Linked DNA regions of Homo sapiens: region 2 is linked to region 1. A link is a contact called in ENCODE Hi-C or POLR2A ChIA-PET data. All regions are on one chromosome and are shown on one strand. Each heading gives the region's core, a stretch centred on a gene start or an enhancer-like site at or near the end of the contact. The rest is flanking DNA. Distances are from core to core; before and after follow the strand shown.

The links. A loop is a pair of places that touch in the nucleus more often than their neighbours do. ChIA-PET counts read pairs that join two places held with the same protein, here RNA polymerase II (POLR2A). Pooled maps may share reads with other maps.
Region 2: a loop to region 1 is called in a pooled map, with 2.3 times the contacts of the local background. The contact joins two enhancer-like sites. A Hi-C loop is called at or near these places in 2 of 50 pooled maps. POLR2A ChIA-PET finds 5 or more read pairs at or near these places in 2 of 52 experiments (HEK293 and OCI-LY7).

The regions. Positions count from the first base shown.
Region 1 is chr10:22,567,153-22,574,167 of GRCh38, forward strand. It overlaps PIP4K2A (phosphatidylinositol-5-phosphate 4-kinase type 2 alpha), which reads right to left. Exons shown (of 10, transcript NM_005028.5): 5 at 6,159-6,305; 6 at 699-737. Among named protein-coding and RNA genes, the nearest start is that of LINC03027, 130 kb to the left of the region's middle. Within about 2 kb of position 3,264, at least 2 of the 41 ENCODE cell types and tissues checked have a DNase peak (open chromatin) inside an H3K27ac peak, as active enhancers do.
Region 2 is chr10:22,821,093-22,828,107 of GRCh38, forward strand. No RefSeq gene overlaps it. Among named protein-coding and RNA genes, the nearest start is that of ARMC3, 100 kb to the right of the region's middle. RefSeq lists an enhancer at 3,356-4,555. Within about 2 kb of position 4,084, at least 4 of the 41 ENCODE cell types and tissues checked have a DNase peak (open chromatin) inside an H3K27ac peak, as active enhancers do.

The DNA of each region.
Region 1 (7,015 bases), core at 2,014-4,513:
TATATAAGCATGTGTTGACTTGAGTTAGTTTAGGTTTACATCCAGGAAGCTACTTCCTAAATTCCTATTCAAACCAATCCTTCAAGTTGACTCTCTCTATAATCTTGCACAGTAAACTAAATGTGGCTCAAATACTACCTAAGGTCCAATAAGCCAGGAAAAGAGAAAAAGAGATGCAGTCTTCTTATCCTTAATTTCTTAGGCAAAAAATACTTGTATCATGTCTTAATAGTTGGAAAGGAGTTTGAGGCTCATCCAAGCCAACATACTACAGGTGAGAAAGCAGACTCAGCGATGCAAAGAAATGTATTCAGGGTCACATTCGGTTTGATATCGGTGAAGCAGTGTTAGGTCCTGGTTCCCTGACCCGCAGGAACGCACTCTCAGCTGTCAGTGCCATTTTCGATTATAGGTTTACTGCACAGGTGGCTGTGTTTTTCAAGAGCAAGTTGCATGTGGAATGTTCCTTCCAACCATGCTTGCAACAAATAACTGTTTCACTATTCAACAATTTGATGAAGAGAAATGAAGTAGAACTCTCATCGGGTCAATACAGTGTTTCTCGCTGGTGGCAGCAGAATGGGGAACAGGAAGAACCACAATAGCAGGGGTGGGAGACTAGAAATAAAGAGTAAAGGTGATTGGGAGTATGTGATCATGCCCCCAGGACATGGGGAGACATACAGCAAGGTACTTACCTTTTCTTTGTCACTAGCTTCTCTAGCCACTGTAGAGCCCTGAAACACAAGGCAATAATAAAAACATGCGCATGGGAGGCATTGGGTTTCACACGCAGAAAATATGAAAATGGCTCCAGGCGGAGCAGAGAGCCAGCTCAGCACCCACTCTGCTTCGCAGCCCATGCGGAATGGGCTTCTCATCCCTCCCTGACCATGGCTCTCTGTCCGGCCTGTGTCCCCTCTCTGCAGGTATTCCTGGCCACTGGCCGCTTCTCTAGCCCTGACTCTGTCTTGCTCACCTGTGTTTCTGTGGTTCTTGTCCACCTGCTGGAAGTTAGAAAACCTGACCATCACTTACTTGAGCAGTAACTTACTCAACACTGGATCAGCCCCACACTTTACTCCTTGTATCAACTGCCAGAAATAGTCAGTCCTGTTATCTTAAAGAGTCCCACTAGCTGGCTGCAGTGGGACCACAGGAGCGTTAAGTGCCTCTTTCCCCACATTACGTCCTTCTGTGGGCACATCCTCACCTGCTGACTTTTTTCTGCAATGCTCATTGTTTTCTCCCGTCTTAAGAGTTACTGATGAACACTCTTTCCTTGCTTGCTATACATCAGTCCCCCACAGCCACTCTCTGACCCCATTTACTTTGGAGATTCCTTCAAAGACACACAGTTATTTGTACCTCTTTTGTGCCAGGCCCTATGCTGAGTGCAGAGGTACAAAGTGGAGGAAAACATGGCCCTTGATCTCAGCAGTTTGTGCTCTTACTGCAGTGGTGTTCAAAACTCTGCCTTAGAGCTCTGGGTTGTCTAGCATGACCTGAGTCTACCTCGGAGGCCGACGGGGAGGCTTTAGGGGTAGAGTCCAAGCAGAGAAACTTCCCGTGGCTTGTGGAAGATTTTAATTCAAAAGAAAAGCTGGGAAACAAATGGTCTGGTGAATTCCTAAGTATGGATGACAATCACGGTGTCTCATACACAGCAGATGTCCTGTGTTTACTGCATAAATGGCTGGAGAAGAATCACAGGCCAATTTCCTGGGCTCCCTTCCCCTCCTGCACTGGACACCCCTAACTATCGTGAGGTCAGCCAAGCCACTTGCTTCTTTACCACCTGATGAAAAGACATCTATTGCCCTGGGTTACTTGAGTTAGCCATTCATTAAATGAACTTACAGTTGGCTTGGGAAAAGTGAAAGTGGCTTTTAGATTGGCCATCTGCAAAGAAATCAAAATTTTTGATTACTGGCTTTCATCGAGCAGCTCAGGCATTGACTAGGATTGAGCTTCCTGCAATTCACAGATGCGGAAACTTGAACGGAAGAGACTCCTCACATTGGGGAAGGGAGCCAAGACCAGGCTGGGGGGGTCTCCCCAGGGCCGATCTTCCATCCCCCTGGTGCTCAGTGCCCCCAGGACTGGAAGATCCGAGGGACGCTGCTGCTGGCCCAGGGAAAATGTTCAATGTTTCTCAGGGCGATTCAGAGCAGCCCAAAGCTGACCCATCAGATGGAGACAGATAATGTGAACCATTCATGAAGGCAAACCTGAGAACCCATTCTACGACCACAGTCCGAGCCCCTCTGCACAGCCATGCCCAGCAACTGTTACTTGCCATGGTCTACTTTCCTTCCTTTAGGGATTCCTGAATATGGACCAGAAGTACCTTCCTTTACACACTGATTTTTCACAACGAATGTTCCCAAATACTTTTTAAAAATGGGACATTTGTAATACTTGAGCACTGCCTATGATGCTGGGAACAGGAAGAAACTATTCTACTTTGAATTCTTAACCAAGTTCTTGGGGTGTGTGTGTCTGTGTGTGTGTGTGTCTGTCTGTGTCTGTGTGTGTGTTTCCTCTCCTACAATATAATCCACCCTGCTTCTGATTCTCAGGGAAGCTTCATCTGTATGCAAATGCTGATCATTAGCTTGGGAACAACAAAACACAAAACTCATCCAAGTTTAAATTAATTCACAATAAAAAATTATTAAAAAAAATAGAAAAGGAAGGCCAAGAGTTTAAGCCATGAAACAATGCCAGATGTACAGGTTCCATCACAACTGAGAGCACTGGCAAGAACAGAGTTTATCTATGCCACAAGCCAGAAAGGGAGATGAAACTGTGAAAAAAGCAAGGCAAATTAAAACTAGAATATCCAATCTCTAAGTATAATTTACTCCAAGATATGTTTACCAGATGCCTACTTGTCCGAGGCGCTATCTTAGGCATTGCAGGGGGATTAAAAAAAAAAAAGTTAAGTAGAAGAACATACTTGCCCTTGAGGCACTTACACATCAGGAGAATGAATGAGGCAACCAAGATTCATTAACTCCCATATGCCATGCCTCACGCTGGACACAATACATATGTATCTTATTTAATTCTCAAAACATCCCTGCAAATGTAGGTAAAATTATCCCTATTTTAACAGATGAAGAGACGGAGGGTCATAGAGGTTCAGCAACTTACACAAGGTTAACAAGTCATAAAAGAACAACATGTGACTTTAGAGGTCACTCTGGCTTTCTTCCCTGGGGAAGTCAGACAGAGTCCTGTGTGCTCTGAGCAGTACCGCCAAGGCTTCACGAAAAGAGCTGGTGCTGGCAAGGGCCCTGGAGGATGGCTGGGATTTCCCCAGGGGCAATTCCAGGGGCACAAAATGGCTTGCTTGGGCGAAGACTTTAAGACAGGACAGGACAAGGGTGTATTTGGGAAGTGGATCCAGTGTGTGGGGACTTCAGAGGTTAGGAGACAAGCCCAGACCATTTCCTTCACTTAGACTAGCATTTCTCTAAGCATGGTTCAGAACCCTGGGGTCCCAAGACCAAAACTATACAAAGCCAAAACTATTTTTATAATAATACTGAGAAATTATTTGCCTTTTTCAGCGTCTTGATATTTGTATAAATAATGCAAAAACAATGGTGGGAAGAACTGCTAGCAGTTTAGCATAAGTCAAACAGTGGCAACAGTGGGTATTAGTAGTGTTTGTGATTTAAAAAAAAAAAACAATGAAAAAAACCAGCACCATCTAAGAAACCCAGCGTCATTTCAGAAACCTCTGAAGCCACACATCCTGGTTTTTGTGACTTGTGAGCTGTGTACGAGTTGCTGAACTTCTGGCTAAGATGGTGTGTCATACAAGTAGGCATCTAGTAAACACATGAAAGCATAACATTAAATGTATCAAATCTAGACCCAGGAGTACACGTCTTTTCAATATTCTGTGCAGGAAATATACATAAAGCACTTCTGTTTATAAAGAAGGAATGATTTCTTAAGAACTGTTTTCGTGACGGTTTGAGTTATGAGTTGAACTGGCCATCTTTTTCATGAAACAACACTTTTACTTGAAAGAACAACTGACAGTCTATGTTTATTTAGATCTGGGCATGTGACTGATGTTTGCTACAAAATGAATGAAGCTGCTAGGCTCCCCTGTATGCTGGGGTGCTTGCTACATGTGGTCATTTCACAGAAAACAACTGACAGGGCTTGTGGCCAGTGATAAAATTTGAGATTCCAAGTAAAAAACTGATTTTTAAAAAACTTATATCCACCATCCTGGGCCTGACCGCTTCCCAATATGTAAAAGACTTTTCTGATGACATTGGTGGTAACACTGTTATGACTTTTTGATACTGTATAATGAAATGTGTCAATATTTGGAAGAGTCAAATAACTCAGTGAACCAATGTGTTCCAAATGGCAAGTGCATGCCTTGGCAAAATCACACATTCAAACAATGCATGCAAACCAATCAATGGATTTCGATGAAGAGTACAAAAAGTTCATTGATATGATTTCAGATTTCATAATGTAACTAAGCTTTGAGAAATTACCTCTTGTCAAGCTTTGGTGTAGTATCAAAGAAGAATATCTACAATTATCCAAAAAAGTTGTTAAAACATGCTTTAACAACTTTCCAAACTTCATTATTGTGTGAGTTCAGATTTTCTTCACATACTTCAGCGGCATAACACCACACAGACTGACAGCGGAATCAGACAGGACATTCCAACTATCTCACATTAAGTCAAGACATTACGGAGATTTGCAAAAATGTAAAACAATGCTACTTGTCTCATTCATGTTTTTGCTTTTGGAAAATAGTTATTTTTCATAAAAATGTTAACATGTAATGTTTTTCTCATTTTTAAAGAAACTACATATTCTAATATTTCTTATATTAATTTTTAATACTGTAAATATCCACAGACACAACTCACATCTGCAAAAGCTTTCGAGTGTCCTCTTGTAAGAGCGTGAAAGCGTTGAGACCAAAAAACTTGAGAACCAAATGTCAGAGACCAGAGTTTGGCAAACTTTTCTGCAAACAGTCAGTGGGTAAACGTTTTAGGCTTTGTGGTCCCAAATGGTCTCTGCGGTAACTACCAAACTCTGCCATTACAGTGCAAAAGCAGTAACAGACAATACAGAAACAAGGGGCATCGTGGTATTCCAATAAAAATGTATTTATAAAATTGGCCCAGCCAGCCGCGGTGGTTCATGCCTATAATCCCAGCACTTTGGAAGGCCAAGGTGGGTGGATTGCTTGAGCTCAGGAGTTCAAGATCAGCCTGGGCAACATGGTGAAATCCTGTCTCCACCAAAAAATACAAAAAATTAGCTGAGCATGGTGGTGCGTGCCTGTGGTCCCAGCTACGTGGGAGGACTGCTTGAGCCAGTGGGGCAGAGGTTGCCATGAGCCAAGATTGAGCCACTGCGCTCCAGACTGAGCAACAGAGGAAGACTCTTTCTCAAAAAAAAAAGAAAAGAAAAGAAAAAAAAGTCCCTCAAGTAGGATTTGGAATTCAGGAAAGTCATAGTTTTCCAACCCCTAACTTGAACATTCTCCCCTGAATTGGTGATACCAGAAGCCAGATTATGTCACTCCACTCTCAGAATTTCCAGGGGCCCCCCTTTATCTCCAAGCCTTTGAAATGGTCTCTGTACTTACAGTTCCCTCTGCCAGCAATATTCTTCCTCAGCTCATTTCCTCATCTCCTTCAAGTCTGCTCCAATGTCATCTTTCTCAGGGGAACCTTCCCTGACAGGACTATTTAAAACCCTCCCCCTCTTTAATTCTGTCTATAGCACTTACCACTTCTGGGTATGCTCTATGACTAACTTATCACTTTTACTTACTGCCTGTCTTTACCCACCAGAATGTCAGCTCCCCGAGTGCAGGTTTGGTTTGTTCATCCCATCACTTCCAGCATCTAGAACAGTGCCTGGTATGCAGTTGGCTGAATATTTAAGTAGATGTGATATCTCTAACATGTGCCAGTGTTTTTTGGTGAGGCCAGCAAGCACTTATTGCCTCACAGGAAGGAATACACTGCTACTTGTCTGGTAGCTTTAAGTGCTGAGCGGCTCCTAAGCATTTCTGATGATCAATGACAACATTTACAATGTAGAAGAGTAAGCTTGAGTTACTTTACAAAAATTCATAAAATCAGTCTCACCTTTAAGTCGTATTTCCTATACACAGACAAACGGTGGCTGAATACATTTCTTGTAACTATCACATATATTTCAACTCCATCAACATTAAGCCGGTACATGCCCAAGAACTGGGGAAGAAGGGTGATCCCATGACATTCCACTATGTACTGCATAGGAGAGAAAGAAAAAGGAAAAAAACATCCAATCAAAAGATTGCTTCCTTAGATGTAAAATACATACGCCTATGGTGTTCATACAAAGTGAAAACCTCCAGCCATTAGGGTCTTATTTACAGAAAATGACCACATTTGTACTGCTTACCAATCACATCTGTGTTCACCATCTCTACACAGAAAAGAAAATTCAATTTTATCTCCAAACAGATTTTTTTCCAACATTCCAAATGGAATTTGTATGGTCAAACCTTGGATATGATCGTGTAAGGCAAGAGGACATGTGACTATCTTTCTCAAATTCCTTTTAAGGGATATTACACTCCACCTAGCGCCTCTGTCTTCTACCCCCAAAGCCCTGACTACAAGGCTGAGGCAGAGCAACCTGGCTGCTAAAATAGCTTCTCTAACAGTGTTGAAGTCGAGATGAAAGAGGAAATTGTGGGGAGCCCAGTGTTAGAAGCTGGGAGGGCAGAGCTAAGCTTCTCAAGAGAGCAGGGGAGAAGGGGGCAACCCCTGTGACCATAGCACCCTCGCTCCTGCTCTGCCGGCAGATGGGGACTGCCTTGTCCCTGCTGGTTTCCACCAAGTTAACTGGACAAGCCCAGGGTTGACACCATTTCCGAGGAGAGTTGCAAAAAAAACACAACACGACCTTGGCTGTTTTTCATGACCAAACTCCAGAGGGCCACAAGATGGAGCCA
Region 2 (7,015 bases), core at 2,834-5,333, 250 kb after region 1:
TCAGCCTCTCAATGTGCTGGGATTACAAGAATGAACCATCGTGCCCTGACCAACATTGTTTTTAAAATGGCAGATTAAAATAAGAAAATCTTTGATGTTCATGAGATGGAAAGTGATAATGGTCAGAATAAATATTTCAAAGTATACACATTTACCTCAATTAACTTTTGTTTTAAACACAACAGAGATGATACTGAAGTGTAGATGCTTATATTAGAGATGCTTAATATTTTTTAATCAATAAATCAAAATGAGGAGGAGCTTGAAGGATCTTTGCTTCACTTAATTCTAATGATTGTTCTATAATAGTAAGTTCCACACCATAGCCTTAGAGAAGTTACCACTTGATTAAATTTTGTAGCTGAAGGATGAATTTTTAATGTTTTCCACTATAGTTAGCCCCAATTCACTCCAGTTTAGAATGAGATTTTAGTCTAACATTAGGAAAGGGAGGTTTAAATTCCATCTGGACACACAGAAAGTGCTTGGATAGACTTGTAGGGGGGAAAAAGTGGTTTTAGTTGTTTGCCGCAAACTATTAAGATGTTTAAACAGATGGTGATCACAGTCACATGTCCTGGTGAAATGGAATTTCCTTTTCATAAATTCCTTGCAGCTTCCTCCTGATTATAAGAGGCTCATGACTTGGATTATCAGATTTTTATATACTTCCACATCTGCAATGATATAGAGGCTGCCCCAGCACTGGCCTCAGACAAGTTTAAAGCCATTTTGCAAATTCTTTCAAGGCTGGCTAACACAACTTGATCCCACCACCCCACCTCTGAAACCTTTTAACCTGTAATGGTTTCTCCTCTTTCTGCTGGGCTTTTCTACAGATATTCTGTTATATACAGCACTGGGACAACACCAATACAAATTTCACTTAAAAAAAATAAATTTAACTATGCCTAGTTATTTATAATTTTTAACAAAAATTGTTTTCCTTCTTCCCTTTCACCTTCTCTTTAAAGATGTTTCCCTGATGCCCTTTCTGATTTCGTTAGTTTTATTTATTTATTTATTTATTTATTTATTTATTTATTTATTTTTTAAACAGAGTCTCACTCTGTCATGCAGGCTGGAGTGCAGTGGTGCGATCTCAGCTCACTACAACCTCTGCCTCCCGGGTTCAAGTGATTCTCATGCCTCAGCCTCCTGAGTAGCTGGGATTACAGGCGCCCACCACGATGCCTGGCTAATTTTTGTATTTTTAGTAGAGACTGAATTTCACCATGTTGGCCAGGCTGGTCTCGAACTCCTGGCCTCAAGTGATCCACCTGCCTTGGCCTCCCAAAGTGCTAGGATTACAGGAGTGAGCCACCGCGCCCATCTGCATTACTTCTTTATCTTCCCTGTGACCTAGCTTTTGAGTAACAAGTTCCGACTATTGAGTATTATATTTTTCAAAGAGGAAGAGAGTCTGAGAGTTCACTATAAAACAGTTCTAGCTCTCATTCTACATATATTTAGATGAACACAAACTAAGTTCTATAAATACATAAGGTGGTAGATAGGGTTATTTAGCCCTTTAATAGTTCTAAATAACAGTTCGTGCTAGGTGCAGTGGCTCACATCTGTAATCCCAGCACTTTGGAAGGCTGAGGAGAAAAGATCCCTTGAGGCCAGGAGTTCGAGACCAGCCTGGGCAACATGGTGAGAGTCCATCTCTATAAAAATAAACTAAAATGAAAATACCATAGTGTCTTAATTTTAAAAAGAAACAAAAACATTTCACTTCTCCCTTAAATGCAAGGTTGTAGATTTGTGTACTTGGAAAGTTTGTGAAATATTCCATAAGTGTAAGGAGAAAGTGAAATTTGGAAGTTTATTGTGGAACCAGCTTTTTGTGATTTTATGATAGATGGAGAAGCATTCATGTACTGGCTTTCCTGTCACGGTGTCTTTTTATAAGCCAGGCACTGTCCTAGGCACTTTGCGTACATTATTTCATTTATTTATCATAACAGTCCTACAGAGAAGGCGCTATTGTTACCCACATTTCAATAGGTTAAATAACTTACTTAAGATCTGAATGGTGTGGACAGCTAGAAAGCTCCAGGCACAGGACTCCATTCAGATCAGAGTAAAGCCACAGCTTGTACTTTGTCCCATTGGGCCACATTGCCCATGTGCTGTGAGCTGACTCATTTCTCTTCTCATTGTGTCTCAGATGCCTGAAATATTACTAACTGAGATTTATTCTTTTATGTTAATGCATAGTCCCTAGTTAAAATACTAATCCTTTGGGTGGGTCAACAGGTTAAGCTGTCTTAGTCATTAATAACATTTAGTGTGAGCTGATGCATTAGATTCTTTCTACTGTGATTAACTTCAGCTAAAAATAGCAGGGAACTAGTAAAAGACAAACCATTCTCCACTAGGTGAAGATAGGTGTGTCCTTCTTTTGGCTTATGGGGATTGCTGATTTCATATCAACAGGAATTTCATATTTTACTAGTTATTGGATTAGGTGCCATTTTTGCGATATGATTTCATATGTAGCCTCTCGGAATAATTGAATTAAATACTTTGAAGTGTGTGAAGCCAGTGAACAAACCTTTATTTGAAGACTAACGTTCAACTTTGGTGTTCAGCTTTGTAGAAAACCAAACAAAACCTTCTTCATTTTTAGCTTAAGTCTCCCAAAAGTGGGATTTAAAAGGTAACCCAGCTTTTTACGAGAAACTGATCATGGTGTTGGCTCATGTTGCGATTTCCAATCTGTTTTAAATTGGGATTAATGGCTCCTTCTTTTAGGGCAGCATTTCAGTTGTATCTGCATAGCTTTCCCTAGAAAATCTGAGGCTGAGGTGGGCGGATCACGAGGTCAGGAGCTCGAGACCATCCTGGCTAACACGGTGAAACCCCATCTCTACTAAAAATACAAAAAAATTAGCCGGGCGTGATAGCGGGCGCCTGTAGTCCCAGCTGCTCCGGAGGCTGAGGCAGGAGAATGGCGTGAACTCGGGAGGCGGAGCTTGCAGTGAGCCCAGATCGCACCGCTGCACTCCAGCCTGGGTGACAGAGCCAGACTCTGGCTCAAAAAAAAAAAAAAAAAAAAAAAAAAAAATCTGCTTACTTGAAGCCTTTGGAAAACTAGGAGATTTTACATATTATTTTTAAATGGCATTTTAAGGCACTCCCACTGACAATTTTGTTAGAAGGCAGAAATATCAAGTGAAGGATAGAAATGAAAATGAACTAAGTGAACAATTGGCAACGTTTCATTTCCTTCCCAAGCAATGGAGACAGATGACCTCCAGCTCACAGTGCTCACAATTCCCCCTCAGGCCACGTCTGTGCCACTTGTCACCTCCTGCACCGCTTTCAACACTTGCTGCTGCCCTTGGCCACAGCACAGGTATGGGCAAGTGAGGAAAGATGGGGGGCTCACAGCACCTCACCCTACCTGGCTTCAGGGGTGGGTTAAGATTGTTTCTACTTAAGAACCATGGCAACAGTTTGTGTTAACTGGATCAACGTAATTCCCTTGTTATAATTAAACAAAAAAGTTTTAAAAAAATTTAAATTCAAGGAATCTGGCCAACAAGTTGGGTGTTTCTGAGAGGTATTATTAACTGGTCTGACCACTTCAGGCACTAAAATCGTGGCTGAAACATTCAGTCATGGTACACTCAGGCCAGATTGTTATTGACAACAATGCCTGAAAGGGTTTCATTTTACCTTGGACCTTGGAAGGCAACAAAAGAACAAATTGAAATGGACAGAACCCAAACAGCTCAGTGTCATTGAACATTAGAATTGTACAACTCATACCTCTTGTTCTGATTCTAGGCTTACGGATGTTCCCACAAACTGGTTTTCCATATTGTTCACATATGGGGTGGGGGCTGGAAATGCTGGTATCATTCATGATAAATGAACCAATTGGCCTGCTGGTTTATTAACTTCCTCTCTTGTGAAGTTGGTTGGTCTGAGTCCCTGAGCCCAGTCAACCCTGGAGAGTGACAGGAATGCATTTGCAAGTGTACGACTTGGGCTGTGTCCTGGACAATGATGAATTGGAACTAGCGTCACTTGGGTGATCAATCAGTTGCCCTTCCCCCAGGAGACTACCCCAGAGGTGACTGCTCACTTCCGTTTAAAACTTTTATACCAAGGTCTTAGATCTCAGAACAATAATAGTGTGTCCTCACTGATTCATCCCAGCAAGAATGTGTGATTCAGTCAGCTGTTTGGGTAAGAAGAAAATTGTCCCATGCAAATTATCTGCAAAGGTATATTAAAAGGAAAAGAGAAAAAATGTTTTGAACCAAATTATACTACATGACTGGCATAATTGTCTCAAGCGGACACAACCCTAATCGCTGAGTCTGAATATTATTCCATTTATAAAATGAAGAGGATACTAATTACCTAAACTAGTCATTATATCTAAAATTATTTTACGCAGTGTTGTGAATAAGCCCAGGAAGAAAAGCACCACTTAAGAACAAGGTAAGAAAGCATGATTCCACAGATTCAAACGATCATTTTGGGAACACCTATGATCTAGTCATGTGCTCTGCCAAGTGCTTTTGCCTGTCATTTCCCTTCATCCTGAGAACGACTCAGTGAAGTGGCTATCACTCGCATTTCACCAATGAAGAAACTAAGGAATGATTTTGTTGCAGGACTTTTCCTTAGTTCAGCTAAAGATCGGATTCTTGTCTCTCCCACAGCCATGAAAATTTAGGCTCGCAGATGGTTTAAAGGGTGAGTAAAGCAGGGTTTTATTGGGTGAAAAGGGGAAAAAAAAAAGGGGAAACAGGGACTCTCACAAGGCCAGAGTCCCTCTGCTAGAGCACTTCCCGCCAGGCCATTTGAATCCCAGGTTCTGCACAGGAAGAGGAGGGGCCACGGCCTCCCCGCTGCAAAGGGCGTAAACTTCCCTACCCTCCACCTTAGAGGGCGGGCTGGTTGGAGTTTCCCCAGGGATTCCCCTCCCACCTGGCTGCCTCATTCCCTGCTCTAAAGAAGTACACCTAACTGCCCTTAGATTAAGGATAAGGACAAAGACCGATCTTAACTGCTTCCTACTGACAGGAGGCTCTGTTTTGGGGAAAAGGCAGTCAGAGCTCCCTCAGAGGGAGCTATCAGCTCCTATCTAAGGGTTCCTGGCAGAAGGGGCCATTGTCAGAGGCTCTGGTTGCATGACCGTTTGGAGTCTGATGGCCTGAAGGCAAGAACAGACAAACCAGTTTATTAGAAAACATGTATCAAAACAAAACAAGGGGAGGGGTAAGGACAGCTCAAAAAGCTTTTACCAGTTTGCACAGGGAGGGAAAGTCCAAACGCCTGACTGGTAAAGACACTTTACCCTTTTGCCACGATGTTGGGCTTCTGGGTTCCCTTCCCCCGAGTCCAATCCTAAGCCAACCAGTTTAAGGTTTGGGAAATTAACAGTTTGGAGGATGCATCTGAGGGGAGTGTCCCGTAGTAAGGAGAGACACAATTACCTATCAGTGAAGGGAGAACCGAGGAGAAGAAAGGAAAAAGAACGTGTTTTTAAGGGAGTCCCAAGGATCCAGGATGCATTTGAAAGGGGTACAGACTGAAGATGAATGGCTACCCATCTAGAAAGAGGGGAGCAGGCATCCTTGGTTCCCTTCTCTTCCTAGCAGATACCCGGGGCAAGTAAGGGAGAGAGGGAAGAGCGTCCTCTTTACATCTCGCATCCTTGCAGCCCCGAGCCCTGGAGACCTTGGCAGGCACCACCATGAATGCCAAAGCGGCTTGCACCCATGAAGCAGGGGGTCCCAGAGAATAGGAATTATCCATTTTCACCTATGCCCCTATCCCACCTACTGTCAGTAGCCTCGGAGTTCCCTGGACCTCATTTATGCCATGGATACTAACGTGGCCTTTATCCATGAAACAGGAAGCTTGGGGTTGGCTTAATCGGCAAGAAACAGCTACGCTCACCTACGCTGTGCCTTTTAATCTCTGCTGCCATCTGCCTCTGGATCGCTCAGATCCAGTTTTCTTTCCAGGGCTTTGACCCAAAGCTTGAAATTGAGTCTGGGACAAAAATGTGTCTTAGGGGGTATTGCATGGACTCCTTGTTATAAGCCGAATGCTACGGTGAAACTGTGGAACTGAGTCCTCTTCCAAGGGAGAGAAAAGGATGTCTTGTGACACACCCAGATAACCGGCGGCTATAGTTATGCTTGCTAGGATTTGGATGGATGATGCTTGGCTTTGTTTAGTTCCCTTGGTTTTACTTTCCCAAAAAGGAAACCTCCAGGTGATGGGCACCCTATTTATTCCATCACCTGGCAGGATTTGCAGGATAATTGCTCAGAACTAGAATATTGATCCGGATTTCTACATTACCCATCCCTCTTGTTCTTTCTGACCTGCAGCCAGGGATTGCTGGTTGGTTCAGAGGAGCAAGCAGGGTTAGTCTGAAATGTAGGTGAAAACTTAAAAACAACTAATGATTTTAGGATTTAATGACAAATGTATGGTAAGCTTTAGAACATAATTTCTCTCTCTCCAGTCCTTATTTTTGTTAAAAAAATTATGATAGGACTGAGTGGTTTGCAAAATAGACTTTAGTCTTATACTTGGCCTGATTATTTGCTTAAAATGCAGCAAGAATAACTATTTCTGCATAGGCCTTTTGGATTGGCTTTGTTGGAAATGTTTTCCACAAGGAATCACAGATGAGACCTTTTTAAAGCTGAGCCGAGCCATAGGTTTGCATCCTCAAATACCCGTGAGTTGGGTGATCCACTCCTCTTAAGGTTCCAAGATAAACTTGGAGCTCCTGGACCTGTTAGAAAGTGACATTCTTTAGTGACCACAGGTCAGGGACCCTTTATAGGGACTGCATAGACAAGGGAATGAGGCCAGTTTCCCTATGGGGCTTTTATTGGCTCTGCAAGTTGAGCTTGACTCCTTAAAGGGAAGCATATCCTTCCAGTGAAAGCCTTGGTAGAATAACTACTTTCTCCAATTGTGTCCTGTTGCAAAAGAAAAATGGACTCTTATTGCACTGATGCAAACA